2 separate regions of the Homo sapiens genome follow, and region 2 is linked to region 1. The links are chromatin loops, found by intact Hi-C in ENCODE. Cell type or tissue: heart left ventricle. All regions are shown on one strand. Each heading gives the region's core, and the rest is flanking DNA. Links, peaks and the distances in the headings are about the cores only.

What was found. A loop is a pair of places that touch in the nucleus more often than their neighbours do. Peaks named below come from ENCODE experiments on the same cell type or tissue, not always from the same donor. Only the 100,000 strongest peaks of a DNase experiment are listed, where the experiment ranks them.
Region 2: a loop joins it to region 1, with 3 times the contacts of the local background. A loop is called at or near these places in 2 of 110 quality-filtered maps.

What each region holds. Positions count from the first base shown.
Region 1 is chr11:84,584,875-84,601,736 of GRCh38, reverse strand. All of the region lies in intron 6 of DLG2 (discs large MAGUK scaffold protein 2), which reads left to right. LOC105369416 (a long non-coding RNA gene) reads right to left here and starts at 6,785. Exons shown (of 4, transcript XR_007062820.1): 1 at 6,715-6,785; 2 at 5,768-5,852. In heart left ventricle, for the core only: no CTCF peak of the experiment used is centred there; no DNase peak of the experiment used is centred there.
Region 2 is chr11:84,646,547-84,663,408 of GRCh38, reverse strand. The region is part of intron 6 of DLG2 (discs large MAGUK scaffold protein 2); the gene reads left to right. Among named protein-coding and RNA genes, the nearest start is that of DLG2, 970 kb to the left of the region's middle. In heart left ventricle, for the core only: no CTCF peak of the experiment used is centred there; no DNase peak of the experiment used is centred there.

The sequences.
Region 1 (16,862 bases), core at 3,296-11,295:
TTTTTAAATTTACTTACATAAACATTGTCAAAATGTAGGCATATTTTCTTTGGATCTTTCATTTAACATCATCACGTGTAATTATTTTGTCACTATATATTCTTTAAAAACATTTTAGTAGGTGATTAAGATTCAATTCTACCGAGATACCAAATCCTGTCATTTTGTATTGTTGGATATTTAGGTAATTTCCAGTTTCTCACTGTCATAAGTCATGCTCTCTTCAACATATTTATGCAAAATTGCCTGTCTTGTCTTTTGATTACTTAGAATAAATTACTGGAGATGAAATGATTGTTGGATTAAAGCTCTTAGATGATACATGGAAGCACTGCATTTCTTTCCAGAAAATGTACTAATTTTTCTCACAATTGTAGTTTCCACGGGTATTTTTCCTAATGCTTCTTAATTACATGTTGATGCCTATCTTTATTATTGGAAAAAATGTGTCAATAATGAAGAGCAATATTCTCTGTATGTGCATGAGTGCGTGTGTGTGTGTGTGTTTCAAAACAATTCTTTCAGTGGCAAATGTATCACTACAGCTTCCAGAATAACCTGTCAACACCAAATATAATTTCTCCTTATTCTTGCTTGATAATATATGCGGGTTACCTGTGTACAATCTTCTACATAAAAATAACAGAGTAGAGATAGCTTCAGCATAGCTAGATCACTACCTTTATACATATAATCCAAACACAATGAAGTGAGCAAAGTTCATATTTTAATTAGTCAAATATAATTATTCTCTACTGTAAGCTTTTATTTTTACCTTGTGTTAAGCCATTTATCCTTTGAGCATTTGAACTTCTATAGCAATTATCTAAACATTCCTTGGACACCTACCATGTACCAGTTTTGAGGGATAAGTTGTAAAAGGCAATTATTTCCTTCTTTTTCTCATTTTTTAATTAATAGTGATAATTCATAGTTTCATTTCGCAGATTTCTTTGGTATACAAAGTTTACTGTTGTTATCCAAGAAATACCCAAAAATGCTATCCTATAAGAGGAATAAAGTTCTGGTTTTGTTAAGCAGTGAGGTCTTGACACTAAATACTGCAGTTATATTTATACATGATAAATTCCCTTTTTAAATTCCTGAAGAATGAATTTGAAAAAATAAACAAGGTATGTTAAAAGAGCATTATATTTGAAGGCAGATAGATTCTAGTCATATCCTCATAACCAGCTTGTGTTACAGAACAAGTTACTTAGCCTCAATAATCCTGGATTTAATAATCTGTCGAATATTTCTGCTGTCCCCACAGTATTGTGGAGAGAATAGGGGAAGGGTGGAATCTGTCATGTAAGTGATTAAAAAACTACCAATACAAGTTAATAATAATAAATGTTTAGGGTTTAGGTTGAAATTTATTTTCTTCATTGATGGTATGATGGCTAGGGACTCAGAAATGCCCTATTTTTGCCCTGACATTCATACTCCTCCCTGTGTCCGGCCTGCCGCCTGCCTGCCTGCTTGCTTGCTTGCTTTTCTGTCTTTCTTTCTCTTTCTTTCTTTCTTTCTTTCTTTCTTTCTTTCTTTCTTTCTTTCTTTCTTTCTTTCTTTCTTTCCTTCTTTCTTTCTTTCCTTCTTTCTTTCTTTCTCTTTCTTTCCTTCCTTCCTTCCTTCTTACTTTTTTTTTTTCAAGGTGTCACTCTGTGGCCCAGGCTGGAATGCAGTGGCTCCATCAGGATTCACTGCAGCCTCAGCCTCGCAGGGCTCAGGTGATCTTCCTACCTCAGCCATCAGGATTCACTGCAGCCTCAGCCTCGCAGGGCTCAGGTGATCTTCCTACCTCAGCCTCCCAAGTAGCTGGGACTACAAGTGTGCACCACTATACCTGGCTAATTTTTGTACCATTTGTAGAGATGGGGTTTTGCCATGTTACCCTGGCTGATCTTGAACTCCTGGGCTCAAGCGATCTGCCTGCCTCTGCCTCCTAAAGTGTTGGGATTACAGATGTGAGCCCCACTGCTGGCTTCCCTTGGAATTTCTAATTACGGAATGTATACATAAGGCATAGAAGCTAAATTGGCCTCAGAGTACCACTTTATACCTGAATACTAAATGCTCCCAAAACACAGCTCTGGTAAAAGCTGAGAAATCCATATGGCTTAAGCCTGTAGGTGTAAAATAGGCATCCTATTTCCTTCTTCATGAACTAAGATGTATGAATACACCATTCAAATTTAGACACAAAGCATTTAAAATAGAAAGAGTAAGTCCTAGATGAGTCTACCCAGAGGGGCAGTTTCTGCTCAGCTCTTCACAAAAACAAGGCACTAAAGCAAGAAAGAAGAGAATGACCCAACATGCCTGGAGAAAGCTGATTCTGCCTAGATGGGTCTGTACTGTGAAAGCAGAAGTAGAAGAGGGAGCACCGCTTATGGATGCTGACATATGACACAGTTTTCATAGTCCCTCGTAAAACAAGGCTCAGTTAATGTCCTGAGATCTGATTTATCATATTATTATTATTATCATTTGAGATGGAGTCTTGCTTTGTCACCCCAGCTGCTGTGCAATGGCATGATCTTGGCTCACTGCAACCTCTGCCTCCCGGGCTCGAATGATTCTCCTGCCTCAGCCTCCTGAGTAGCTGGAATTACAGGCATGCACCATCATGCCCGGCTAAATTTTGTATTTTTAGTAGAGATGGGGTTTCACCATGTTGTCCAGGCTGGTCTCGAACTCCTGACCTCAGGTGATCTACCCACCTTTGCCTCCCAAAGTGCTGCAATTACAGGCATGTGACACTGTGCCTGGCCAAGATTTGTTTTATTTTTAGAGGCAGGGTCTCACTCTGCCACCCAGGCTGAAGTGCAGTGATGTGATCGTGGCTTAATGCAGCCTCCAGGGCCTCCAAAGCCCAAGCAATCCTTCCCCTTCAGCCTCCCAGGTAGTTGGGACCACATGTATGTGACACCATGCCCGGCTAAATTTTTTTTTTTTTAATGTTTTTCTTTTTTCATAGATGGGTCTCCCTGTGTTTTCCAGGCTGGTATCAAACTTACTGGGCTCAAGCAATCCTTCTGCCCTGGCCTCCTAGAGTGCTGGGATTACAGGCATGAGTCACTGTGCCTGGCCTGTTATATGATTTTAACAAACATAGTAACTAAAATATTATCAGAGGAGGTGGAATTCCTTTCATACACTGATATTTTCAATATAGTTTAGATAAGCGTGGTACCTGGGAAGAAATTCTCAGAATTTAGTGATGAATAGGATTAGATAAAATGTAAAATAGCTGAGTTGGATTAGGGAAATAAGCATCATAACACCAGTGTTTCAACCTTAGCTGCAAAGTGGAGCCACCTTGGGTACTTTAGAAAATAGTGGTTTCTTAATCCAACCCTCAAAGAATCTGATTTAACTGATCCATATTGCAGCTTGGGCATCAAGGGTTGCCCAAATTTATAATTTGTAGGGACAGAGGAGCACTGAATTTGGAATTAAGGAACCTGTAATCTACACCTAGATCCTGCAAGTACTAGTTGGTGGTTTCTGAGCAAAGGGCTTAGTCCTTCTGTGCTGCAGTAAAATGAGAGTGGATGAAATAATCTCTCTTGGGGCAGTGAGGCCCAGTGCAAAACACATCCTGTGAATTTAGGTACAGTACTCCCCAAACCTTATCTTAGCTTGTTACTCTGCAACTTTGGATATCTTAATAAAGCCTTCTGAGCTTTGGTCTCATTATTTGTGAAAATGCACAGTAATAGTTACCTTATTGGAGTTTTAATAATATGAAAAGAAAAACATAGATTGATTAAGCACTATTCTCATGGTATCATTTAATTTGTTCTCTTTTCACCTGTCCTTGTTCCTGTAATTTGCTAATTAGGAGTACAGGCCTGATTACATTAAATGGATTTTGTTGTTGTTATGGTTTCAAATGGCAAGAATACTTCATAGATGGTGCTCCATACTTCCTACTGAAGGCAAATGATGCCTTCTTGTCCTACTTTTACTGATGCTGTAATTGATCAATGGATTCAGATGATATCAGTGCAATCCACCCATTATAAAGTTCAAAGCAAGCTTTTGGAGATAGATTTTTCTTTATTTACATCTAGTAACTCTAACTGCTGCTTTAATGGTTCATGGTTGCCACTGCCATATCATCTTAGCCTTTCTCTTGAAAAGCATCCATGCCTTACAAATAATATGAAAACCAGAGACTGGAAGAATATATGTATGCTTTCATCTTCCTCTACTCATTATCATTTCACCCATCATTGACATCATTGTTCTCATGTTAAAAAGACATTTTGACATAATTTTTGGATTCTAGCATTTGTAGAAACAGAGTGCTTTTGAGAACAGTATCAACTTTTTGGAAAAAAAATAGTCTGTCTAATAATAATAGTGGTCATAAGGAGGAGAAATACAAGTACTTCCTCTATCATTATCCCTCCTTGTAATTAATGCTTACTTTGCTGTCTTCGCAGTTAGACTCTAAAGCTCCATAAGCGTAAGAGATTCATTCATTTTTTTTTCTTTTTTCTTTTTTTGAGACAGAGTCTCGATCTGTCATCCAGGCTGGAGTGCAGTGGCGCAATCTCGGCTTACTGCAACCTCTGCCTCCTAGGTTCAAGCAATTCTCCTGCCTCAGCCTCCCAAGTAGCTAGGATTACAGGCATGAGAAACCACACCTGACTAATTTTGTATTTTTAGTAGAGATGGGGTTTCCCCATTTTGGCCAGGCTAGTCTTGAACTCCTGACCTCAGGTGATCCGCCCGCCTTAGCTTCCCAAATTGCTGGGATTACAGGTGTGAGTCACTGAGTCTGGCCACAGTAGATTCATTCTGTCATTATCATTGCTGAATCCCCTATGCCTAGCATAGTGCCTGATGCATAACATAGTAAGTCTTTTAGAAATAGTATTTTGATATAAGGATTTGGAAAGTGATATATTTCGTACAATTAAGTTAACAGTTCAACCTCAGTTTCGTTTTCATTGATAATATGTAATTCCAAAATCAAAAGTAATTTAGAGGTCATCTAGTTCACCCATATGCTTCCTGTGGCAAACGCATGATGGTCTCTTAGCTTCTGCCAGAGTACCACCCACAAATGACTACATACACCCTCTCAAATGCTGCATAGTCCATCTAGAGATAGTGCTAATTGTTAGAAATGCCTTCATTACCTTGAGCTGGTATTTGCCACTGAAATTCCATTCTTCCTCTAGAAATTTCAACAGAGTAGGCTGGGTGCAATAGCTCAAGCCTATAATCCCAGCACTTTGGGAGACCGAGGTGAGCAGATCACCTGAGGTCAGAAGTTCGAGAGGAGCCTGGCCAACGTGTCGAAACCCCGTCTCTACTACTAAAAAAAAAAAAAAAAAAAAGAAAATTATCTGGGCATGGTGACACACACCTGTAATCCCAACTACTTAGGAGGCTGAGGCAGGAGAATTGCTTGTACCTGGGAGGCAGAGGTTGCAGTGAGCCAAGATTGCACCACTGCACTCCAACCTGGGTGATAAGAGCAAAGCTCCGTCAAGAGAAAGAGAGAGAGAGAGAGAGAGAGAGAGAGACAGAGAAAAGAAGGAAAGAAATTTCAACAGAGTAAGTCTGATAATTCTTTCAGCTGATGAGAGAAGTTTGTAAGTTGCCTAATAAATGTTTTCTTTTTTCCTTAAAATTAGCTAATGCTAGGTGTTAATGTGGAAAAAATATTTTTTCTCCTATGTGATTTAAGTCAGATTCTTCAGAGTGGCTCCTATTTTTTCCACATTAATATTCCTTTAGCTCTTACCTTTAAGATGCAATATTTTTATTAGGTTGGTTTTGTTGGTTTCTCTATGCTGTAGAGTTCAAGTCTTCTAAAACTCCAATTATTTCTTTAAAGTAAAAAATAATCAGAGCATCAAATGCTTATACCTCCTGCTTTAAAACCAGTTTTCAATCTGTGACTTTAAAACCAAGAAAGCATCTGCAGTATTTGGATGATTTTGTGATATTTCTTCTTTTATGCTTTATTTATGGTTAAAGGAATCATAGTAAGCTTTTTTCAGCCAATCTTAAATAAAGCTTGAAACAACTTCCGGAAGAAATGAAACAGTAATAACCTATGAAAGCTTCACTACCTTGAGAGCAAGATTGTGTTTTCTCCGCAAAATCTGTCTGTGCAGAGCCAGGAAGTTCCTGGTGTCTGTAGACTCTCCCACTGGATCTCATACAAGGTTCAGTTGCTTGAATGCTTATTTCAATATGCAACAAATAAGCTTTTTTTTTTTTTTAGAAAAAGGAAATTTACCTTTTTATGAGGTAGCTCTGACAATGACTAAGTCTTTCATTAAGGTACTATTGCCAGGCCAGGTGCAGTGGCTCATGCCTGTAATCTCAGCACTTTGGGAGGCAGAGGTGGGTGGATCACTTGAGCCCAAGAGTTTGAGACAATCCTGGGCAACATAGCAAAACCCTATCTCTCCAAATCTCAAAATAATACAAAAATTAGCCCAGCATGGTGGCACGCACCTTTAGTCCCAGTTAGTCTGGAGGCAAAGGTAGGAGGATCGCTTGAGCCTGGGAGGTGGAGGTTACAATGAACAGAGATCACACCACTGTGCTTCAGAAATAGAACTTTTTCTACCATAACTATATATTCAAGATAGGTATGAGACCCCCAAAATAAATATAAAATGAGTATCTTCTCAAATCTCCATTTTACAAAGTGCTGCTGTAATTTTTTCAACGACCTACATTTTGTGATCTACTTTTTGCATGAAAGGTCATCTACATGATCCCAAATAACTTTCATAGCAGCAGTTGATATAAATGCTGAGTTTATATTTTGGAAAGGTGCCCAAATCCTGAGGTAGGAGGTTTGCTTTAAACCAGTAATGATCACATGATGTTTCAGGCTCTGTTACTAAATAATACTTTATACCCAGTTGTATCCATGGAAACCTGCAACAGTTCCATAATTGCAGTAGGCTCTAAACTAGTCCCTCTGTGGCAGGTCTCCAGTTTATCACTCACACTGCTGTCAAAGTGATTTTTCTGTAAGACAAATATAGCATGTCTTTTCCTATTTTATACCTCATAAATCCCAAACTGTTTGTTTTGCATGCCATTTAAAGTTTTTGTATATGTGTGGCCTAGTCTAATTTTCCAGCCTCATGTTCTACCAGTCCCATCCGTATTTCAGTCACAATTTTTTGGACTGCTACTTTGTTCTTTCATTGTTGTTTTCTCATGCTTTCTTCTGTCTTTCATATTCTTCTTTTTCTTCCTAGTGAATTATCCACTCACTTTTGAAAAACCAATTTAAGTTTCATTTTTTGGGTGAGGCTTTTGTTGGCATTCCAAATGGAATAGTCACCTCTATTGTCTAGACGAGACACATAGAAGATGCTCAATAAATGTTGAGGCATGAATGAATGTTACATTAGAATGCCAGTCCATGTTCCCTTGTCTTCTGGACTCTGTGAGGTCATCAATGGAGAAGAGAGGCTTGAGAAAAGAAAATCCACCCACAGTTTAACTGTGCATTTCTTACCAGGGCTAAAGAAATCAGATCATTGCTTGTTACAGCATCTTCAATTCCTCCCTCCCCTATGTTTCATTCTTTTCATTCTACAAATGTGACCAATTATTTCCTATTCTAAGGATATAAAGTCTTCTCTCAACCATTCTTTCCTTCCTCTAAGATACATCATTATTTGCACTGCCATTCTCATGTAATTTCTTGAAATTAAAAAAAATGTATTGGCATTTCTTGGGAAAATTAATAGGTGTTAGATGGGAAAAGTAGTGTTCTGAAGACAAATAAATTTAGAAAATATTCAATTAGGTAATGTTAAACAGGTTTCTTTGTTGAATAATTGCTCAGTCTTCAATATGCTAATGCTATCAAAGATGGGGCATGTTTCCTAACATAATTGGCTATAGAGAGAATCTCTTTTTTCTTTTTCTTTTTTTAAATTATAATACTTTAAGTTCTGGGATACATGTGCAGAACCTGCACGTTTATTACATAGATATACTCGTGCCATGGTGGTTTGCTGCAGCCATCAACCCGTCGTCTACATTAGGTATTTCTGCTAATGCTATCACTTCCCTAGCCTCCCAACCCCTGACAGGCCCTGATGTGTGATGTTCCCCTCCCTGTGTCCATGTGTTCTCATTGTTCAGCTCCCACTTATGAATGAGAACATGTGGTGTTTGGTTTTCTAGTCCTGTGTTAGTTTGCTGAGAATGATGGTTTCCAGTTTCATCCATGTCCCTGCACACAAAGGACATAAACTCATCCTTTTTTATGGCTGCATAGTATTCCATGGTGTATATGTGCACATTTTCTTTTTCTAGTCTATCATTGATGGGCATTTGGGTTGGTCCCAAGTCTTTGCTGTTGTGAACAGTGCTGCAATATACATACGTGTGCCTGTGTCTTCATAGTAGAATGATTTATAATCCTTTGGGTATATATCCAGTAATGGGATTGGCGGTCAAATGGTATTTCTGGTTCTAGATCCTTGAAGAATCACCACTCTATCTTCCACAATGTTTGAACTAATTTACACTGCCACCAACAGTGTAAAAGTGTCCCTATTTCTCCACATCCTCTCCAGCATCTGTTGTTTCCTGACTTTTTTTTTTTTTTGGAGATGGAGTCTCGCTCTGTTGCCCAGGCTGGAGTGCAGTGGCACGATCTTGGCTCACTGCAACCTCCATCTCCTGGGTTCAAGTGATTCTCCTGCCTCACCCTCCCGAGGAGCTGGGACTACAGGTGCCCACCACCATGCCCAACTTTTTTTTTTTTTTTTTTTTTTTTTTTTTTTTTTTTTTTAGTAGAGACAGGGTTTCACCGTGTTAGCCAGAATGGTCTTGCTCTCCTGACCTTGTGATCCACTCGCCTTGGCCTCCCAAAGTGCTGGGATTACAGGCCTGTAATCCTGTTACTGGCCTGTTTCCTGACTTTTTAATGATCACTATTCTAACTGGCATGAGATGGTATCTCATTGGGGTTTTGATTTGCCTTTCTCTCATGACCAGTGATGATGAGCTTTTTTTCATGTTTGTCGGCCACATAAATGTCTTCTTTCAAGAAGTGTCTGTTCATATACTTTGCCCACTTTCTGATGGGGTTATTTCTTTTTTTCTTGTAAATTTGTTTAAGTTCCTTGTAGATTCTGGATATTAGCCCTTTGTCAGATGGATAGATTGCAAAAAATTTCTCCCATTCTGTAGTTTGCCTGTTCACTCTGATGATAGTTTCTTTTGCTGTGTAGAAGCTCTTTGGTTTAATTAGATCCCATTTGTCAATTTCGGTTTTTGTTGCCATTGCTTTTGGTGTTTTAGTCATGAAGTCTTTGCCCATGCCTGTGTCCTAAATGGTATTACCTAGACTCTCAAGAGACTAGCATACTACTGGTCTAACACTTGTTTCTTTTTGCTTTCTCATTGCTCATACTTTAATTCAGTGAGTTCTGGCTTATTGCCCACATCATATACTTTCAACAATACTCACAAATGTCCCCATAAGTAATTGAACCCTTAAATTAATGGATCTCAGTCTTGATTACACTTAGCAACCAACCGGTGAGCTCTAAAATTCCTGCCGACTTGGCTGGGTGCCGTGGTTCACTCCTGTAATCTCAGCACTTTGGGAGGCAGAGGTAGGGGCAGATTGTTTGAGCTCAGGAGTTCAAGACCAGCCTGGGCAACATGGCAAGAACCCATCTCTACAAAAAATACAAAAATCAGCCTGGCGTGATGGCTCATGCCTATGGTCCCAGCTACTCAGGAGGCTGAGGTGAGAGGATGGCTTAAACCCAGGAAGCAGAGGTTGCAATTAGCCAAGATCATGCCACTGCACTCTAGCCTGGGTGACAGAGCAAGACTGTCTCCAAAAAAATAAATTTTAAAAATAATAAAATCCCTGCTCCTTGGGTCCTACCCCCACAGAGATTCTGATTTGATTGCGGATGCAAACTGGGTATCAGGAGTTGTAAATGCTTCCCAGGTAATTCTAAGTGTAGCAAAGTTGGGAATCATCACCCAGTACCTCAAGCTGTTAGTTCTTTCTTTTTTATTATTATTTTTATTTTTTTAATTTTTTTGAGATGGAGTCTTGCTCTGTTGCCTAGGCTGGAGTGCAGTGGCATGATCTTAACTCACTGCAACCTCCACCTCCCGGGTTCAAGTGATTATCCTTCCTCAACCTCCCCAGTAGCTGAGATTACAGGCATTTGCCATCAGCAAATTTTTGTATTTTTAGTAGAAACAGGGTTTTCTCATGTTGACCAGGTTGGTCTCAAACTCCTGACCCCAAGTGATCCTCTCACCTCTGCCTCCCAAAGTCCTGGGATTACAGGCATGAGCCACTGCACCTGACTGTTAGTTCTTTCTTTCTTCTAAGTGCTGAGGGAAACAAACAAACAAACAAACAAAACAAAAAAAAAAAAACAAGGCATGGTCTTTTGTATTTTCCCTGATCAATATTATGTAGTGGAGAAAGACGCGCACACACACACACACACACACACACACACACACAGAGAGACACATATATAGCAGTGTTTATAACAAAACTTTAGGGTGGGGGCAGGAGTATGAACATGACAACAGCATGGAGTATGACAGTATGGTCGTTAAGGTAATTGCAGCAATACATCAGAGCTACTAATAGGAGGGAGCAGAGGATGAAAGATAACATTGGAGCAGGACCTTCATACTAGAAACTTTTGTGTGGCACTAAGTAAGGTGGACTCTATTGTGAGAGAAATAAGGAAGTATAGCAGTCTTTGAATCAGAGAGCTGCATAATCCAGTTTGCATTTTTGATTTGTCCCATCATTTTCTTCCCAATTTGCACCTCTTAGGAACAGGCCCAGATCTCATAGATGTGCCCCATCACCCATCGTAGGCTTTAAATTTCTGTTATTATTTGGTTAATCAGTATATCAATATCCTCCTTCAAAAGTTTGCGTGCTCTATGAGAGGTGAACTTCTGCATTATTCACAGCTATATAGTCCAGAGCATCTGTTGGGTAGGGAGAGATGCAGCATCTATTGAGTAAATGCAACAGCAATATGAAGGTAAGGAACACCTTCATATGTTAGACTATAGCACTTTACCATTGACTTAAATCATAGTGTTTGGAATTAGATCTTTATTTTCTATTTTCCCCTACGAGCCATTATCTCTCACCCCTAGAAGATAGAAAGTAAATATTTACAAGATGTAATTTACAGTTTTGTTACTCTAGATACTGTCAGATTAATTAACAATTGTGTGTTTATTGAGTGCCTGCCTATTACAAAGCATGAAGGCGCTGTCAGGAATTTTAAAAGCTAAAGTTATGTCTCCTAATCTCAGAGCTTATTTACTTGGGAGAAAAAACGTGCCAAGCATAGCCAACAGTTTAAGAACACTAAGAAAGAAATGTGCTAAATATCCTAAGACTTTGGAGAAGAATGGGATCTCTTGGGGCTTGCTGAGCAGCAATAATTGTGGCAAGTTTTCTGCCATTACCACATTTAAATGGTAATTCAGGAGCTGATCCCATTTGGACACTGTTCATTACACACTAATTACTATTTGCCCTACAGTGATTGTTATGTGTGACAGCAAGTGTAAATGCAAACCTAGATGCTTACTATTGCCCTTCCAACAGGGTAGGACATTGATTATACAAGTTGACATGTCATGTTATTTCCCGTTTTCTCAGATAATATTTAAAGATGAACATTTCCAAAGTGCATATCCATGCTTAGTAGAACTTTGACTCTATACAAATATTAAACATAGGTGGTACACTCCAGTTAGAAAAGACTGCAGTATTTGCCTTGCACATGTGTATGGAAGTATGAGGAAACACTTCAAGGGAAATGTATTGTAAGAAATGAGTTTTAAAATAAATTCCGTCTTGGTAGTTTATTTCCATGTATATTTGGTGATTTGGGACAATTGTCTCATAAACATTGAGTTCTTTCAGTATGAAAAATCTTGTGCCATAGCCGGAGGTGACAGAGATGATTAAGACATGACCCCTGTCCTCAAAACTTCTGGCAAACAGAGGGACAGGTAAATATATAATTATAGAACATATTGATGCATGTTATAATAGAAGAATGTGTAATTGATAAGACTCAAGACAAAAGATTAGGTTTGCATTAAGTATAACATTTTTTAAAATTTCTTTTTTTTAATGTTTAACCCTCAATATTCTCTAGGAGAATTCTAGACTTCTAGTTATAAGGGATTTGTTCTCCTCCTCCCACCCCTAGTACTGTGAAAAGTTGTGAGCATTTTTCACATTAATGACTTTTCACAGGATTGAGCTTCTAGAGTGACTGACTGATCAATACCTTACACTGATTTTCATGGAGACAGAAGTGCATTGCTTAAAACTCTATGGTCTCATGCCTTCTTGCTTTTCTGATACACTTAGGGTGTAGAAATCATTAGCAAAGCTGAGAATCCCATTCTCTAGGTGTTGACTTCTCCACAGGCAACTCTCAAATATTTCTCCAGATTTGCTATCTCTCCAGACTCACAGACATTTATTTTCATCTCAAGCTCCTGCAGCCTCCCCTACTCACTTTCCAGCATCTCAAAGACATTCTCTCTTTCTTCTTTACCTTCAACCCTTCAGCCACAACCTCTCCACTCCCTCTCCAAAGTCAGGATACCTAGAATAGTACTTTGAAAGTGTTACCAGACCCCACCACTTACCTGGAGTTAGTCTTTGGGTCAGGGGTTTCCTCACTATTGTCCCTTCTGTGGTCACCAGAAAGATGTTACCAGAAAGGGGTCCCAATCCAGACCCCAAGAGAGGGTTCTTTGATCTCAGGCAAGAAAGAATTCAGGGCGAGTCCATAGAGTAAAGTAAAAGCAAGTTTATTAAGAAAGTAGAGGAATAAAAGAATGGCTGCTTCATAGACAAAGCAGCCCCAAAGGCTGCTGCTTGCCCATATTTTGTTTTTTTTTTTTTTTCACATATGCTAGAAAAAGTTTACCATCTTGGTTTTGATGGGTTTTGGCCGGCTTCTTTATTGCAACCTGTCTTATCAGCAAGGTCTTTATGACCTGTATCTTGTGCCAACCTCCTATCTTATCCTGTGACTTAGAATGCTTTAACTTACTGGGAATGCAGCGCAGCAGGTCTTAGCCTCATTTTAGCCAGCCTGTATTCAAAATGGAGCTGCTCTGGTTCAAATGCCTCTGACAAAAGGGCTTCAGAGTCCGTAAACTTAGGTTGAGTGTGTCCTGAGCCTTGTCAGAATCCAGAGACAAGGGATAAATCATAGCTATCTGTTTGGAATTGGGGAGTAAGAAAAAATTTAGTAATGCAAACCCAAATTCTAATTATCTTGCCACCATCATAGAAACACTAAGAATACAAAAGAATGATGATTCATTGTGCAAATGAGGTGTTTGGGGGTGGGGCTGAAAAGAAGATGATGTGTGAGTAGTTTTTGGAAGATTAGTAGGAGTTGCTAGAGGGTTATTCTAAACCTGGGAGACAGCATGGATTGCGGAGTCAAACTGCATCTTCTTATTCTCTGTATCTCCAGTGTTTGGCACATAGTAGGAGCTCAGCAAATGTTAGTTGAATGGAGAGGCAGAATAGTGAGGCATATTTAGGGAATGTCAATAAATTTGGTGAGCCTAGAACAGTGTGTGTGGCAGGAATGAAGAGGAATGATGCTGGGGCCATGGCATTCACAAAGCACACAGCTATGTAGGTCATCCTAAAATGTTTGGGCTTGTTAAGCAGAGGAGTGATGCTATCGTAATAGGAAGTGCACTGAAAAGAGGAGTGATTGAAAGCCAAATCCAGTTATGATCACCATGGTTCAGGTGAGCTGTAAGGAGGCATGAAGTAGTGGGGCTCCTGAGAAAAATAATACCAATTTCTTTACAAAAATGCAATTGATTATTTTTTTAAAACCAGTAAGAATAGAGCTAAATAGCATGGACTGCATAATATAATGAGCAAGGTTTTCATGGAGTTCTTTAGATTCATAGGAGTGAAAGCTAAATTCTAGGAGTATTTTGCCGATCACTGCAGGAGTGAATCTGACCAAGGAATAAACCTGCCCACTAAGTGATGTTAGGAGCTTGGAGCAAGTCTGCCATCAGATGCACTGGGGACTTTTAAATGCCAGAACCGCCTTTTTAAAAACCAGAAAAACACATCTAAATATTGTCAAGAATAAATATATTATTTCATTTGTGAAAATAAACGTTCATGAGAAAAAAATTAAAGTCATGACAGAAAAACATTTATATAGTAGGCTACATACATCATGAAGCTTGATTTACTGTTTTAATAGTAAAAAATGATAATAAATAAATTTTGGCTCAGGGGTCATGGGAATGTGTAACAGAGATGTCAGATATAATGATGGAATGAGAGCAGTCTTGGGTACCTTCTTTTCATCAGAAGTTCTCCCACAAAATACCTATGAGGGAGAGAAATGAACATAATCAGTGGCAAAAAGACTCAGATCCTTTCTCAGTTAAAGCCAGACACATAAGCCAAAGAAAATAAATTTGGGATTTTCTGGCTCTGTAACTCAAGTTCCTTCTGCTACTTTCTAATCACAATAGCTGAAAGGGATTTTTCCTCTCAAATTGCACAGACAAAAAGTTGTCACCTGGATATGTACTTCTCACACTCTCCCATAAAACCAGTGACCTGAACTAGACTAGGGAGCAGTGAACAATAAGATATTAGGAGGTTAAAGTTCCCTTTAAGAAAATGATTCAAGTGTCTGCAAAAAAGTGATTGAGTTTTCTGACTTTACTGATGAGCTTTGAAAACCCATCAAGGTGGGAAACCCAATATAAGATTACTGTATTATCACAGAAGTAATCAGATTTCAAGTCTTTGTACTTTTTTGGAGGATGGGGATGGCAAAGCATTGGTTAAGATAGTAATAAACTTTACATTTTATTAAGATATGAATGTATGACAAAATTTAAGAAGTAACCATTAAAAGATTAGAAATAGTGTATAAATGTCAAATTAGTAGAGGAATAAAATGTAATATATAAAAAATTCTAATCAATCAAAAAAGTCAATAACAAATATAAAGCAAAAGTGTATGACAAAAACAAAAAATAATATAGAAAAATAGTTTCAAATATAACAATATTCATACAAATATAAATAGATTAAACTTGCCAGTTAAAAGACAAAAATTGACATTTAAATGATTTTTAAAGTCCACCTAATATGCCATTTGATGAGACAGAAGCCTACACTTGATCTTAGCCAACAGGCTGAGAAATGATGATACATGAGCCTAAAATATAAAGACTCAAAAATTTGAAAGTTAACAAATGGAACAAATATGTACTAGGCAAATGCTAAATAAAATAAAGTTGAGGTACTTTATAAATGTCAGGCAAAATCAACTTCAAGACAAAATAGACTATTAGAGTTAAAGAAGATCATGATATAATCATAACATGCTTATTTCATAAATATACATTGTAAATTTATGCATATTTAATAAAATATCCTTAGTGTATATAAACAGAAACAGAACACATAGAGAAAGTAATAAATCCACCATCACAATGAACAATTAATTACAAACCCTTTTTTTTTTTTTTTGAGTCAGAATCTCACTCTGTCACCCCGGCTGCAGTGCAGTGGCACGATCTTGGCTCACTGCAACCTCCACCTCCCAGGTTCAAGCGATTCTCCTGCCTCAGCCACCCAAGTAGCTGGGATTACAGGCATGCACCATCATGCCCGGCTAGTTTTTGTATTTTTAGTAGAGACAGGGTTTCACCATGTTGCCCGGCTGGTCTCAAACTCTTGGCCTCAAGTGATTCACCCACCTCAGCCTCCCAAAGTGTTAGGATTACAGGTGTAAGCCCACAGCGTTAACGCTATAAGATACGTTTTAATGTCAAGAGTTAAAAAATTACTAAAGTTACAGAAGATTTAAACAAGGCACTGCTATTTCTAGTAGTATGGAGGACCATCTCCATGTAAAATACAAATAAAACAACAGCAACAAAATAAGTTACATAGGAGTTAATCAAACTAAATATATGCAAAAAAGGATGTATAAACATTTATTGAAATTTACCAAAGAAGACTTAAATACAATGGCCTGCTATGGTCATGGATATAAATATTCAGTATAATAAAGATATTCCTTCCAAATTGATCTGTAGATTCAATGCAATTCCTGCAAAAATCTTAACAGGACTTTTTGAGGAGCTGGACAACCTGATGGAAATGTACATGAGGAGAGCAAAGGGTAAGGAATACCTATGATAATCCCAAGAAGAAGAGTCAGGTGAGGGTACATGGCCTAACAGACATCAGTTATACTAAAACAATTCTGATGACAGTGTGGTTTCAGGATTAGATAAGCATATCGGCTAAACAAACAAAAGGACCTTGAAACAGAAGGTAAGTTCACCAGTTCTAGAGCCAATTTACTAACCTATTCATGCCTCAATTTCCTTATTATTAAAAAAGTAATCCTAATAGTACCTACCTCATATATGAGGACTTAATGAGTTAATTAAATAGTGCTGGGACAATTATATATAATACGAAAAATTAAATTAATTCCTATCTCACATACATAAAAATGAACAAACTTTTGATTAAATACATAAAAAAGGCAAAATATTAAACATTTTAGAAAAAATATAGCATAATATTATTATGACTTTGTCATTAGGAAGCGTATCTTAAAAAAATCATGAACCAATAATTGAAAGATGTTGAACTCAACTACATTAAAGGAATGCTGGGGCCGGGCGCGGTGGCTCACGCCTGTAATCCCAGCACTTTGGGAGGCCGAGGCGGGCGGATCACGAGGTCAGGAGATCGAGACCATCCCGACTAAAACGGTGAAACCCCGTCT
Region 2 (16,862 bases), core at 4,476-12,475, 60 kb before region 1:
GAGATAACCACCAGAGTTCACTCTTGGAGCCCAGGACAGCAATCTTTGATCCAGCCTTGGGTCAGGGAAGGGAGGGAGAAAGAGATGGTGGTGAGTGCCCTCAAGCCAAGAGTCTATCTCACAACATTGCTAGACCATGCAGAATATATGAAAAAAAAATATATATATATATATATATAACCTGTAAAGGCATAATTACAAATAAGCATTATATCTTGGTATGTTTTTCTGTATGGAGAAAATGTAATACAGAATAAGTTGAATAGTTAATATCTGAGGTGATCTTCAAAATGGTGAAGAAGGTAAAGAATGGGAGAAGGACATACTAAGGAAAATGTATTTTCCGGTAATAAACAGAGGAAAGTATTTATGTCTTAAAGTGGTCTTGTTGGCTAGGAAATTGGAAGAGGGTGATGTTACCCTGTAACCTGGTAGGGCTTTTCCTCTCAGGGCTTAATTATAACTGAGTAGGCTGGCTCAGAAAATGCCCCAATTTGTTAACAATAAAACTAGACTTATAGCTCCACCTTTTCTCAGTTCTCCGGTTTAATCCCTGACTGGAAGGATCTAATCAGGACCTTCAAACTCAGAAGTGACTGCCTTTTTTTTTTTTTTTTTTTTTGTGACAGAGTCTTGCTCTATTGACCAGGCTGGAGTGCAGTGGCTTAATCTCAGTTCACCACAACCTCCGCCTCCCAGGTTCAAGCGATTCTCCTGTCTCAGCCTCCCTAGTAGCTGGGATTACAGGTGCATGCCACCATGCCTGACTGATTTTTCTATTTTTAGTAGAGACAGAGTTTCACCATGTTGGCTGGACTGGTCTCGAACTCCCAACCTCAGGTGGGGATCTGCCCTCCTTGGCCTCCCAAAGTTCTGGGATTATAGGCATGAGCCACCATGTCTGGGCCATGACTGCTTTTAAAAAGAGATTTATGGCCAGGCACAGTGGTTCATGACTGTAATCCCAGGACTTTAGGAGGCTGAGGTGGGCCGATCACCTGAGGTCGGGAGTTCGAGACCAGCCTGACCAACATGGAGAAATCCATCTCTAGTAAAAATACAACATTAGCTGGGCATGGTGGCATGTGCCTATAATCCCAGCTACTTGGGAGGCTGAGGCAGGAGAATCATTTGAACCTGGGAGGCAGAGATTGTACCATTGCACTCCAGCCTGGGCAACAAGAGTGAAACTCCATCTCAAAAAAAAAAAAAAAAAAAAGATTTACAAAGAAACTGACTCTAAGTACTGATGATCTGATACTGACATCTGAATGAATGGTTATGGAAACCAGGATGATGTGAGAGGAGCTGGCCCTCTACTTCCATATTATCATGTCACATGTGTTTCCATTTGTGGTTCCCTAGTACAAGCTGACCCTTTCTAAACTAGAGAAATTACAGAGAAAAAAATTAAAGCTAAAACATGCATGGGGGAGGGGCAGATGCATTTTGTCCAGGTGAGATTTTACTCCCTGTCTTGTTACCGTTAATTCAGTATGTCTTGTGCTTCTTTAAGGAAACTTGAGATGAGTTGTCTCTGGATCTGCATTACGTGGTCAATATATAAACATTTATATTGAACATCTTTAATGATCAAGGACTTTGCTAAGTCCTGCCAAGTTATTTCTATATTCTGGAAAGTGAATGAGGGACATCTCTCTCAGTCTCTCTGAATCTCTGAATCTCCCTCCCTCAACACCATTTCCCCCACCTGACTTACAGACACAAATATACTGAATTGTGAGGAACTCAAAGAGACAGATCATGTCTTAGTTGCTCTTATATCCCTGGCTTGTACTTCAGCTCTTGGTCCATAGTGAATTATTAAGTGATGATAAATTTTCACTGAAAAGTACACATAATAGCAATTAACATTCTCATGTCACTCTATAGTTTTAAGATGCACTTTACAAACATATCATATTTATAATCCCTGAAGATGTGAGCATTAGGTCTATTTCAACTTTATAATTGAGGAAGCTGTTGTTCAGAGGATAAAATGGGTCCCCACGATGATATACAGAGATAGAACCCAGATAGATAACCTGGTTCTCAGCTACATTATATTGCTACATTTGAGACTTTGTAATCCATTCTACAAGGCAAATACTTCTGATGCTTTCAGCCTTCATTTTTATTCAAGTGCCCTTAAGCCAAGAAACCATCTCACAACATCTCTAGACCATGCAGTTAAAACAAAACAAAACAAAACAAAACTACCTGCAAAGGCATGATTACAAATAAGCATTATGCCTTGGCATTTTTTTCTGTATGAAGAAATTGCAGGTGACTTTACCTGGAGAGAGGGGGCGTATATGGTAACAAAGTCATAAAATTTTATTTTATATCTGTAGATCATAAACAAATTTTGCACACTAACTTTAATTAATCATCACTGCTTGAATTGAATTAGATCCTCCCACTCCCACATTAAACTGTAATGTATTCTTTATAAAAATGTACAACTTGAAGTTGAGTCCTTCAGGCCAGAGAGTTTATTTATAACATGCGATGAAACATTTTGTGGCATCAATTTCATTTAAATCATAGATTCAGGAAGTCACAGAAAGAAATAGGCCCACTTAGTCACCTTGCCTTTGTCAGAAGGAGTGAGATCTGCATTTGCAGTGTACTTCCTATTGCTTGGGTCAATGTGTATATTTATATATCTCTTCATATTCAACACTGCTGATGAAATGGCTTTCATATGAAAATGCGTAAATCAAAGGCTGGTGTGGGATGTAGATTTTCCTTCTTTTACAGCATGTTCCATCATAGTCTAGTTCAAACTGAGGGTTATTTTCTTTAGGCCTGGACAAAAGCATCTCTCTACTGCCCTGCCTCAGATTCTAGCATTTCTACTCTGGGTCAGGTTGGTCTGCCCATCATATTTACTTCCTTAAAAGAGGTATCAGACCAGTCCTCAGAAGGTTATAGAGATAAGACACACCATTATGGTGATGCAGATACCAAAAATAGCACAAACCATAGTACAGCACATGTTTTGCCAGAGCAAATGAAGTGTCAGGGTACCCAGTGAAATATCGGAATTGTCAATGTCAAATCCAGGATCCTGGGAGTTAAGAGGAATGCTGTGTAATGAAGAATTTAACATTATCCTAACAGAAGTCTGACCTTTACACTCAGTTCCTGGGAGGTAATCTTTGGATTCTTAGAATATGATGCCTGGTAGGAATGCCTTTGTTTGCCTGGGGTTTTTGCCATTGGATCGTCTAACACTGTGATTTTTAATGGGGGTTTTGGATCATGTGGTATCAATTCTGTCTCCAGATGGACTGGAGACTAAATTTCAGCCTTATGAACAGTATGTGATGGAGCCCCAGTAAAAACTCTGAGCACTAAGGCTCAAGTGAGCTTTCCTGGTTGGTAATATTTTGTGCATGTTGTCAGACATCAATGCCAGGAGAGTAATGTGCTCATGACTCCATGAGTAGAAGACAGAAGCCCCATGTTTGGCACCTCTTCTGGACCTTGCCCAATGGACACCTTTCTTTGGCTGATTTTAATGTCTATTTTTTTCCTTTAATAAACTGTAGTCGTGAATATAACAGCTTTCACTGAGTTCTGTGAGTCTTTCTAGTGAATGATAAAAGTTGAAGGTAACCTTGGGAATCCCCCAAACTTGCAATTGATATCAGAAAGGAGGGTGGTCTTATATGAACTGTGGGCCCTCATATACCTCATAGTTGGTTTAGCATCTTATAGAGACATTATTGAAAATCAACATCCAAATGATAATTCCCAGGGTGAGAAATTTGGAAAAAGAGTGAAGGATAGTCATTCAGTAACTTACTTGATTTCACCCTTTTTATTCTTAGGATCTGTGATATCTGCATGTAAGTTTTGTTTCTTGCTCCAGATAATCATAAAAGCACTGTCATGCCCCAAAGAGATAGTAGAGCTTCTAGCATCTCTAGATATCTGGAAAACATCAAGAGATTTTGGATCCAGAAGTTTATTGGTAGTCAAGAGATATATTAAGAGGATGACATTCCAGTCTAGACCTAGAGCAAACTGAAAGGAGTCTTGAAAAGGCATTATAGCAGACCTAGTGGGAATTGAGGGGCAGAATAGAGAGCCCACACTTTAGAGAGAGGGTCCAGGGACAGACAGGACTTCAAATTTTAAAAAGTGTTGAAAAAAAATACAAAGCTCCACCCAGAAGATACACAATTAGATTGAGGCTACCTACAAGTTGGACTTGATATTTTTGTCAGTTAGAATTAAATTTGTCTGTGAGTGACAGAATACTTGAAGTAAAAAGAAAGAAGTTCCTTTCTCATTGTCTTAGCTTATTCAGGCTGTGATAACAGAATACTATAGACTAAGTGGCTTATAAACCACAGAAATTTATTTCTCACAGTTATGGGAGCTTGGAATTCCAAGATCAAGGCGCCAACAGATTTGATGTTTAGTGAGGGCTCAGTTCCTGATTCATAGATGGCCATCTTCTTGATGTAATCTCACATGCTGGAAGAGGTTAGGGAGCTGTGTTAGTCCAGTGTGCATTGCTATAAAGGAATATCTGAGGCTGGATAATTTATAAATAAAAGAGGGTTACTTGGCTTATAGTTCAGCAGGCTGTACAAACATGGCACCAGCATGTGCTGGCCTATGGTGAGGGCTTAGAAAGCTTTTAATCGTGGTGGAAGGCAAAAGAGGAGTGGGTGTGTCACATGGCCAGAGAGAGAGCAAGAGAGAGGTGAGGAAGTGCCGACTCTTTTAAACAACCAACTCTTGTATGAACTAATAGAGTGAGAACTAACTCATTACCATGGGGAGATCACCAAATCATTCATGAGGAATCTGCCTCCATGACTGTAACACCTCCCACCAGACCCTACCTTTAGCATTGGGGATCACATTTCAACATGAGATTTAGAGGGGACAAGCATTCAAACCATATCAGGAGCCCTCTACAGTTTCTTTTATAAGGGCATAAATCCCATTCACGAGAATTCCAGCCTCATGACCTAATCACTGCTCAAACGCCCCACCTTCTAACGCCATCACACTAGGGGTTAGATTTCAACATATGAAATTTGGCAGGGATACAAACATTTCATCTATATCACTCACTTAAATGAACCTAGAAAGAAGGATTCTGATCAAGGTTGGTAGTTCCATGATAATCAGGGACCCACGATCCTTCTATCTGGTCACTCAAATTACCCTCAACATAAATAGTTCATCTCCCATCCAAGATGGCATTTCAAAATTAAATCATCGTGTATACATTTTATCCTATAGAAAGTAAGAAGGAAGGAAGAAGGGAGAAAGAAGCAGCAGTAAATAAGCCACCCACTGTATTCCCCATTTTGGAATTGTTCCTACACAGCACATGTTTACTTAAATTACATTGTCCAGAAATAAGTCAGATTGCTATACCAAAGCTTCCAAGAAGGCAGAGAAATGTCATCTTTATTATATATGGTTATATGCCCAACTAAAAAGGTCGAGAGGAGGGTGTGGGGCAGTCCTCTAAGGAAAAAGGAATGACCGTTTATTGGAGGTTAATTAGCAGCCTTTGCTGCAATGCTAGACAATAAACAACTATATTAAATTTTGACTGCGAGCAGTATTGGAAGCAGATCCTGCAGTTGAGTGTGGCCTAATGGTACTGGCCTGTAGCCTGTTAAGAATTAAGACACACAGCAGGAGGAGAGCAGCAGGTGACTGAGTATTACTGCCTGAGCTCTACTTCCTGTCAGATTAACAACGGCATTAGATTCTCATAGGAGCAGGAAACCTATTGTGAACTGTGCATGTGAGGGATCTAGGTTGTGTACTTCTTATGAGAATCTAATGCCTGATGATCTGAGGTGGAACAGTTTCATCCTGAATCTGTCTCCCCACCCTTCTCATTCGTGAAAAAAATATGTCTTCCACAAAACTGTTTCCTGGTGTCAAAAGGGTTGAGGACTTCTGGTCCAATGTGTAGGCCATAGAGCTGGTCTCATAAAAAGAATGTTCTAGGGGCAGGGAGGCAGGCTTGCCAGTCCCATGGCTATGGCTCTTTGCTCTTTTCTATGGCTCCTTACAGCATTTCTGTCTGTAGTCATTCCATCAAAGCCCCTGTTTGCCATTGCTTGATTATCTCACACATTTTTAGTTGAGTTCAGTAAGCTGCAGTGCTCTAAAGGATCACTGTTGTGAACTTTTTGGCCATTAGATTAAAATAGGTTTATTTTTATTATTACTATGATTATCATTGTTATTACAGGTCTGTTGGGAGATGGATTAGCACATTAAAACAGTCATATCAGGTTTTAATATCTGCTTTAGGCTTTACTAGCTGTGTGATCCTAGGAAAGATTCTTAATCCTTCTGGCCTTCAGTTTTGTCATATGGTAAATGGGGACAATAATGACTACTTAAAGAATCGTTGTTAAGGTTAAGGATAAAGATAACACCTGGCACAGAGTTGGTGCTCAATAAATAGCAATTATTACAAACAAAACTATTAGTTTGAACTGATCCTAACACAATAAACAGAAATATAAACTTGTTGGGGGGTAGAGAATTAAAATAGTTCAAATACCTACTGTGCTCCAGGTATTTTAAATGCATTTTTTTCCACTCCCTATTACAATTTTTTGAGAGAGATAATCTTATGTCCCTTTAACAGATGAAGATACCAGGGTTCTAATTATTTAGAGATTTTTTCCTAAGGTGACTTCGTTAGTGAGTGCTAGGATGGAGATTTGAACTGTGATCTCTCTGTTTCCATTATGGTCCAGATTGTTTAAATTCAACTATACTCTTTCACAATTAAGGAAATGGGACAGAGTAGAGTCAAGAGACTTTTCATGATCCCAAACATAGTTGCAGAATATTAGATTTATGACATCTAGCCCAGAGTATTTTTCTTTCCTCCCTGCTACTATATTTAACTTATATTTCTCTTCCACTACATTTGGCTATACTCTTCGTATGATAAAGTTTTTCTAAAATTTCAGTGTATTATATTGTTTTGCTGATTCACATTTTTAATATACTGAGTAGCCTTTTTAGCAAGCAGACCTATGTTTTATATGGTGATTTTTGTTTCCATGGCTCAAGTGAATCGAATGGATGTCTTTTCAGAGAAGTGAACAGATGTTGGATATATTTCTGAATACTTCAGAAAGATTGGACTGGTTATACACATGGAAGAGTTTATTTGCTACTGATGATAAATTGGAACTGAATGCATCATGATTCCAACCTGTCGATGCATGCCATGTGAAACAACAGTCCTCTCTCTAGCAGGACTGGGTTTCTTTCCATGCAGAGGTTTTGTGCTGTGAGGTTTGTTGTTAATGGTGTCTGTACGGTTCCTTTGTCTTTCTTGTACATAATGAAAATTGACCTAAGGTAACACATCTTTTCTTTGTCTCTGTTACTAAGTCATGAATAAATTAGTCTTGCTTTCTACTCTGAGGCCCAGATCAATATTCTACTGGAATGTTGATTGTTTTAGTGAATGGAAATGAACTGGCAGAATGCCATTCAGAATACTTGAGCACAGGCTAATGAAACATTTGCATGGGTGGATGAAAAGGCCCCCTGATAGAAATTAAGAGTAACATTTGCATAGTTTCCTGCTATTTACAAGCACTTGCACATATGTTTAATTCTCACAACCACTCCATGAAAAAAAAAAAAAACAAACAAAAAAAAACAAAGTACAGTTTGGTCATCATTTTACAGATGAGGATAAAGAGGTTTAGAGAGATTTTGAATTGCTCATGGTCACAGAATGACAAGACAAAGCCAAGAGTCACACCCAGATCTTCTGGCTTTCATTCCTGATGTTCTTTCTTCTGGTGAGCTCCATCTCTCCAGATCTGGGCCCTTTCTTCTGAATATTTCTTTTCTCTGTGACTTAGTATTTTTTTTGCTTAAGAAATAGATGGTGTAGCCCATTACGTTTATTTTCTGCTCTGTTCTCTAGTAAATCACTCAGGATAAGAGAAACATTTAACTCTTGGCTCGAAGGAGATTAAGGATTATTTGTGCCATTGGACAACCCCAAGCAGGCTGCTCAACATTAAAGCATATGGAGTCAAAGTATGTTTGCATTCTCTTGAGGCTTTTGCCGCTCTGTAGAAATTGAGTAGCTGGATTATAGGTCAATGTTCTGCTTATGTTTCCAGTTTTTGTGAAATATGAAATGAAAGGAGATTGGAATGGGACGGGAGGAAATAGAATGGTTAAATTGCCCTGCAAACCTATTGATGATGGGTACAATACACAGGGCAGATCAGAGCCTTTCATATATCAAAGATTCACAGCTGGTCAGCATTTTCATTTTTCTAGGGAAAAAATGTTTATCTACACATTACACATGGAACTTCAATTAAGAGAAACAGAAATTCAGAAATGCTATAAAACATTTAGATACGTTTTTGTCTCAAGGAGGCTTCTGTTTAAATAAATCAGGATAGAAAAAAGTGAGTTTCCCAAAGCTCTGGTCTTTAATGAGACAGGTGGTCTGCTGAGGACAAAAGATGGAGAGGAAGAGAGTGGTAAGAAGTCTGCTGAAACCAGAGCTACATCGGGGTCCCAGCAGAGGAGTGTCAGCAAACTCTTGCCTCTGAACTTCATGCCAGCACACACTACTAAAGTAAGGGAATGAATGTGATGAAGCAAAGGCTTGGTGTGAGGTAGCTTTGCATCCAACAAACATTTGTGCCATGTTCAAAAGTAAGTAAGATCCAGGCCCCGATATTGAACATACCAGCCAGCTAGAGAGAGAAGTGAATAAATATTACAATTCAGAACAGCACGTCCTTTAATACAGTTGGAAAAATGGTATAAATGACAGGACTTACTAAATGGTGACTATAGGCAAGATTTATTATGTACCATTCATTATTTGATTATATCCTACTAATGATCCTGTGAAGAAGCTACTATTTTATTCCCAATTACAGATAAGAAAGTAGGGATCAAAGACTGGCATAGTTAGCAGGTGAAAAATAGTCCCTCCCCCCAGGAAAGTGATCAATGGTAGACTGCAATTCTTTAAGAAAACATTTATGAATGCTTTAGATGATGTAGGGCATTTAAAGGTAAGTTATCCATAGCCCCTGCCCTCACAGAGTTTATAATAAGTGAGAAGAAATTAGACAAATCTGATAATCTTCAAGATTCAGTGAGAGATGGGATGAGGTGAGTGTCACAAAAATCTTCACTTCAAGGAGGATATGGGGGTTACAAAGAAGTTCCATGGGTGAATTGCTTGTGGTGGCAATGGAGAAGAAAGCTTTTGGATCTTCAGAAAAGAGGGTCCTCAGGTTCATGGTGTGGCTTGTGAGTACTATATAATGTAATATTAATGTTATAAGACACCACTTCATATTCTATTAAGAAAGCATTCAGTCTTATACACTTGGTCATCTACAAACAGAAAAGCTGAGTTATAACCAACACTGAATTTGCATGAGGTACCTAAGGCTAAAGATCTTTTCTGCAGGAATGCCTTAGAATTCTGGAGTGATGGAGATGCCAAATGCCTCTCCCAAGAAAGGCTAGAAGAGACAATAAGCTACTAATTCCTCTGTCCTCTTCCTCACTATGCCCCATCCTGTTATTGCATGAAAGAGCCAAGAGAATGCCTGACACTGAGAGGAGCAGGAGACATTTTCCTGAGACCCAGGTGGAAATATTTGCTGTAATATCCCATAAGTTAGGAGGACTTGAACATATACTGGTGGAATTATCACTTAGGGAGCAGGATCATCACTCTTGATGCATAATGTGTCTGCTTCTGTCATGATAGTGCAAGATAAATACTCAAACAGGAGCTGGCACATGTGAGGGCAGTTCAAGGTGACCATGTAAGAGACTATCTGAAGAAGTGAGGATGTTTAAATAAAGGATAGACGATGCTGAGGTAACAGGGGAGTCATTACTGGAGGCAGGAATATGGAAACTCATTACTTACTGGTTTCAAATAACTGACTATGTAAGGAGACTTTGGTCTTGCTCTGTTGATTGCAGGGATTTCAAGGTAGGCATTGGGTGGAAGTTACCAGGAAAATCATTTCAGTTTAATGTAAGTTAGATCTTTTTGAAAGAGCCTTCAGTTAGAATTGAAACTGCTCTGAATTTCTTTCTACATCTGTCAAGTCTGGAATCACATCTACTTTAATTATTAAAAATCTAATATTGGGCAAGGTGCAGTGGCTCACGCTTGTAATTCCAGCCCTTTGGGAGGCCCAGGCAGGAAGATCACTTGAGGTCAGGAGTGGGAGACCAGTCTGGCCAACATGGTGAAATCCTGTCTCTACTAAAAATACAAAAATTATCCGGGCGTGATGACGCATGCCTGTAATCCCAGCTACTCAGGAGGCTGAGGCAGGAATCACTTGGACCCGGGAGGTAGAGGTTGCAGTGAGTTGAGATCACGCCACTGCACTCTAGCCTGGGCAACAGAGCCAGACTCCATCTAAAAAAAAAAAAAAAAAACCTCCAATATTGGATTCTATTGTACCTCACCATTGTCCTGCACTATCTTGTGAAACACACTGACTTTAGATTTGGAGTGCCTAGATTTATATCCAGGTTCTTCCTCTTGCTAACTCTGTGCATTGGGTAAGTCACTTAATAACTTAAGGTTTAATTTTCTCATCTGTAAGATGGGTCTAACAATAATAGTTAAAAGGTTTAAATGAAATAATACCTATAGCAGTTGAGCCTGGTCCCTGGTATTCAGTAAGTATTAAACATGATAATTAATTTTATTTTTCTTGGCATGTCTATTTTTATATGCTAATGTCCAAATCAATAAACTTAGCCCAGACCTATCTTCTTGACTTTAGATCTTATCCCAAAGCTATTGAAAAAAATCTTTCCTTACACATTCCATAAACAGTTTGATTTCAAATGTCAAAAGCTGATTTCATTGCCTTCTTCTTTAAACATGATCCTGCTCCTGTTTGGTCTGTGACAGTGAATGCCACAATGATCCAACCAATCTCTCAAGACAGAAGGGTGTGCGTTACCCTAAATTTCCTCCCATAGCCCATACACCTAATCAATAACCAATCATTGATATAAATCTATCTCTTAAATAACTCTTGTATATCTTCCATTCCTCTACTATTATTTCTCATTAGACTATTACAAAACTCGAGAAAAAGAAACACACACACACAAACAGGCACACACACAAATGTCTAACTTAGTTTTGCATCAAAGTTATGACAAACTTTGGAAAGAAGTGACACGTTTACAATATTTACTCTTCCAGGAACACAGAACATTCTTCATGTATTCAAATATTTCATGCTTCTTGCTTAGGTTTTATAGCTTCTTTCATAATCATCTGGCTATCATTCTTCCAGACAAGCCTATTTTTTTCCTCTCTTCCCTCTAAAACTCTCCTGCTATATTATCTAGTCTTTCCTCATATATTTACAGTGATATTCTTCATCTCCCAATGTACCTCCTCCGCCTTCCAATAATTCTGACCACTTCATTATTACTGGCATTAAAATCTGTATATTGGTACTCATGACTCTTTGGGGTCTTAGAATATATGAAAAAGTTTGATGCTGAACTGGATCACAGAGTTTTCACCTTTCATGGTGCCTACTGGTGTTATGGAAGCAAAGTTATAGATGTCTCTAGTCCAGTCTCCAAGGTTACATTTTCCCATAGATTATACAAGTCACAAAAATCCCTTTTCCCATTAACACATTTCCCAATGCCTCATTAGTTACAAATGCCATCATATCAACATAATAATTCAAAAGCCATAGTCTGTTTTCCAATACCAATGGCTTCACCTGATTTTGGATTCCAACAACCTGTGACCATCTCAAGCAGTGTGAAATTCACCCGGAGACAGAAGAGGAGTGACCTTTGCTCTCTTTATGGCTTTGAAAGCTTCTATTTTTATTTGTCTCAAGACACATAGCATCTTCCTGTGAACTCTGAAAAGTTTTCTGGATCTGGATCTGAACATCTTAGTATGAAGAGTATCACTGAGTTCTCCCCCATTAACATAATTAATTGGTCCAAAAGTACAAAAATACTACATAACAACAGGAAAAGGCTAAGATTTTCTAAGACGATATGGAGTGCAGTTTAACTCTTATAGTTGGAACAATAAGTATGATGAAATCACTTGGGAAGAACTTATAGATGAAAAGAAAAGGAGTGAGCCTGAGAAAACCCAGTGTTTAAAGGGGAGATGAAGGGAGAGGATGCTCTAAAGAAGATGGAGAAAGATCAGGCAGAGTTAGATATCAACTGGAAGGTAACGGTATCATGAAAATGAATAGATTGATGAATGAAGGAGTCAACAAAGTCAAATAGCTCAGAAAGGTCAAGTAAGATAATGTTTGCTTTCAGAAAAAAAAAGGTACAGCATCTCTGGAGGGCATTTTGAAAGTATCCATCACTTTTTAAAAAGCACAGATCCTTGAGACTTAGCAATTCCATTTCCAGAAATTTTACCATGCAAACGGTACTTCAACAAATGCACAAAAATTTTATATATATATATATATATATATATATACACACACACACACACACACACACATACAGGAAAGTTTATTATAACTTTTCTGTTATGGTAAAATCCATTACAGCATATTAACACAATAAAATATAGTTCATCTCTTAAATACTGTGATCAGTATATACTTATTGGGAGAGCCTCTGAAGCATATTATTGAAAAAGTAACATCATAAGAGACTATGAATAGCAATTTAATGAGAGGTTAAGCAAGAAGGAGCATAGCTCTCTGACTTCAAAGTCAAGATCTGCTACTTACCTGATATAGGATATTGGGAAATTTCTTAATCCCTCTGTGTCTGTCACTTCATCAGTGTAAACAAAATAAACAAGATTCTCCTACCTTCTCACTATTCTTGGCTTTGTATGACTACTCCAGTTGGCTCAAGTTTTTTGAGCCTTTTAACTGTAAATAATGATCTCAATTCAGTAATTAAGATGTCCAATTTCTCCATAATAGTCTCAAGTCAGTAATGAAAATGTCTAGTCTCAGGCCAAAACTCCCACATCTCTAATACCTACAACGAAAGAGAGAGAAGGTTCTTTTCATTTGGTAATTAGGAAGTCATTGGTGACTTCCACATGGGTGGTTTCAGTGGAGTAATGAGGGAGGAGAGTTCAATTGTAGTGGGAGAAAGAAAGAATGAAAGGTAAAGAATGGATTAAACAAATGTAGGCAGACTTTTGGAGCAGCTTCAGAGGAAAAAGTTAAAATAGAGGAAAGAGGTATATTTCTGAGGAGATGGAATGAATAGATGTAATTTTCAGCTCATGGGGTACATTAGTTTTGGAATAGAGGCTACTAGAGTACACATCAACTGGAAGCTGAAAGGGTTCTTTCTTGGTACCTTGTATTTACTCTCTGAAAGAGAGAGATTATATTATGGACTCAAAGAAGGTGGTGGAATTTGGAATAGTTTCTGAAGGAACATGAGACAAGGGAACTTCCTAGAGTCATCTCTAGGATTTCTGAGCAGCTTTAAGAGCAGGTCTGAGTTTGGAGATGTGTTGATGGAAGGGTAGAATTAGTGTGGCTCTGTGATTTTCCCTGGAATCCTTCCTTAGAACCAGGATTGCAGGCATAAAGCATGCCTTCAGGGCCATGCCACAGGCAGTCTCAGAGGAATCAAAGCACAAAATGGGCCAAAGACAAGATCTGACCACCTCACTATTTTGCTGCAGGCCAGTTCCAGTAGACAGCAAACCTATCAAATAAAGAGTTACAGAAAATACATTTTTGCATAACTTCCCCTTTGAAAATGCAGTACCTTGATTTTCCTGTTTAAAAACATGTTACAAAACACACAAATCATAGCCACTATGAGTAGCTTTATGCATTAACACCTAATTCATCAACACACTGAAATCAAACCTTTGGGTTTCTTTGTTTAATTCATGAGTTTCTCTCCATCCTATTCATTACACAGCCTTTCTCCTTCACTAATAATATCTACCTCATGGGGCTTTATTCTGTAGGATGCTGAGTTGGTCCCATTATATAAAAACAAATATTTTCTGCTGAGTATCATAGTTCATTTTAATGGTCTATTACCACCTTTTTGAAAATGGGATATTTGTACATGGTGACACTCTATAAAGAAACTGTTACTAGGGAATTAGTCGTATGTTCCTTTCATCAGAGAATCCTTAATGGTCATATTCAAGAGCTCTAAGGTTTGTGGAACTTCTGAGTGCATGGCAGTACTCAAGATCCAGGAAGAAAACAAAGAACAAACCTGCAAAGAAAAATGGCCCCAATTCAAAGCTTATATAGCTTAAGTACTTGGAAGCTTTATACCTGAATCATTGGAGGAGAAATCGAGGAAAACCCTATATGTCATTTGTAAAAATTCACATTTTATTCATTTTGTTGCTTTAGAAAAAAAATAATAAATCATAATTACTCAGAAATGAGGCACTGTGGCACTGTCTTTGTGTTGTTATAAGGGAATACTTGAGGCTGAATGATTTATAAAGAAAAAAATTTTTATTTGGCTCATGGTTCTGCAGGCTGTACAAGAAGCATGACAGGAGCATCTGCTTCTGGTGAGGGCTTGACATTGTGTGTCTGTGTGTGTGAGATATATATATATATACACACACATGTATATATAGAGAGAGAGAGAAGGAGAGAGAGAGAAAGCCAGAGTGAGCGAGACAGGGCGGGGGTTGAGGGAGGTATGCCAAGCTCTTTTCAATAACCAGTTCTAGCAAGAACTAAGAATGAGAACTCACTAATTACCAAAAGGAAGGCACCCAGCAGTGCATGAGCGATCCAACCTAATGCTCCAAACACTTCCCACCAGCCCCCACCTCCAACATTGGGTATCAAATTTCAACATGAGATGCGGAGGAGACAAACATCCAAACTATAACGGATACAATAGAGAAAAATGAAATAAAATGAAAGTCAAGAAGCTACAGTCTTCCCCTTAGATTTCAATTTCTCGCACAAATTTTATCTACTTGCATCTCTGTATTAGACTGGGAAGCACTAGCATTCATTCTGAATCCATTTAACTATGATACAAACACCCTAGAATGCAGGTGCCCTTTGCACTAGTGGTAAAATCAGCCTTTGGTAATCAAGGTATCAGAACCAGCCTGTTTCTTCTTCTATGAAGGGGGTTTCTTCTTCTATGCATCTCCAAGTTCCTTTTTAGTATTAATACGCATTAGCATTCTAAATGACCTCTATTCTCAAGTGCTTATAATCAAAAGTGCCAAATAAGATGACTTGGGTATAAGAGCATAGGTTTTGTAGGCAGTAAGATCTTGTTCATAATCTAGTTCCTGTTTTTACTAGCTATGTTACCTTGGGTAAGTTACCTAAGGTTTCTAGGCCTCATTTTCTTCATCTGTAAAAGGGGCTAATAATTCCTACTTTATGGCATTATTGTGAGAATGAATTGAAGTATGCTAAGTACTAAGCACCATAACTATCACATGGTAAGTGCCCAGTAAATGGTAGATGTAATTAATATTAATGAATACTCATACAACTAAAGAGGTGCATGTAGTATTTTCTGCATATGGAAATCATTTCACTGTACATTCACACCAATTTGGGTAATAAATGCTAGAAAGCCTAGTAGGATCCGCTTTAGCCCCCAAATACTGTTCACATCTCTATGACAGAGGTTACTGAACCAACTGTGTCACAGACTAGATGTGAGCTCTCATCTGCAAGTCATCTACGAACATTTAATGAGTACATAATGCATCCTCAAGGAATTTATGATCTAATGGCTACCTGACTATCTATAGGTGTTTAATAAAGATGTTTTAAATAAACGCAGAAATGAGTGAATAGGCTAATGGAATTAATCTTGGAAAATTTACACAGGACAAAATTTTGATCATCAAACTTAATTTTGAAAACATTTCTACCGCACTGATCTATTGAAATACCTAGATAATCGTAGTCTGATGTGCCTAGGATTTGATGCATGCTTGCCTTTGTTGTTTATATTTCATTGAATACATTATGGCCCAATATTAATTATCAGTTGTTTTATAAGAAATATTAATTTGGTGATGATTGTAACGATAGGTCTAGAGAAGGCATCATTATCATCCTTTATTTATATATATGTACACAAAGATGTCTGAGCAAAACCTTCTCTCCCACTGTTTCTTCAACTGGCATAATTGTACGTACCTTTCTAAGTGCAGTTAAAATGTACCTCCTATATGAAGTTTTTCTTAATTCATTCTTTGTGCTTTCATAGCTCTTATTATGCCATTAGTACCTGAAATATTTATTATATATGTTATCCCCAATAGATTTAGATAATATATTATGTATTATATATGTTATAAATGCTTCTAGCATTTATAAATTTGTATTATGTTTGTTTCATATTTACCTGTCTTACTCTCTCAATACCTACACACACAAGTCACATATAAAGACATACACTTTAAGCCCTTTGATGACAGAGAATATGCCTGGGTTATAACTTGTACTACTAATGTGTGAAGAGAGGATGTCCCATCATTAGACATCCGCTGGATAACATTTTTCATTTCAGGGTCCAGCACAGCGCTTATCATATGTGCATGCAGTAAAGGTTTGATGATTCTAATGAAGTGAAACCCACAGTATAATTCAGCAGGAACTGACTATAACCTTTATATTAATATTTGCTTTTTTTCCTTTTTTTTTTTTAAGTGTAAAATCTTGTGCTCTGAGGTTGTTATTTTTTGAACCAAAGTTGACCTTCCAGGCCATTGGTTTCTAGAATAGAGTTTTTTTTTTCTTTTTACATTATGAAGCTTTGGATTCTGGTTATTTCTGTCAGACTGAAACATCCAAGTAATTCAT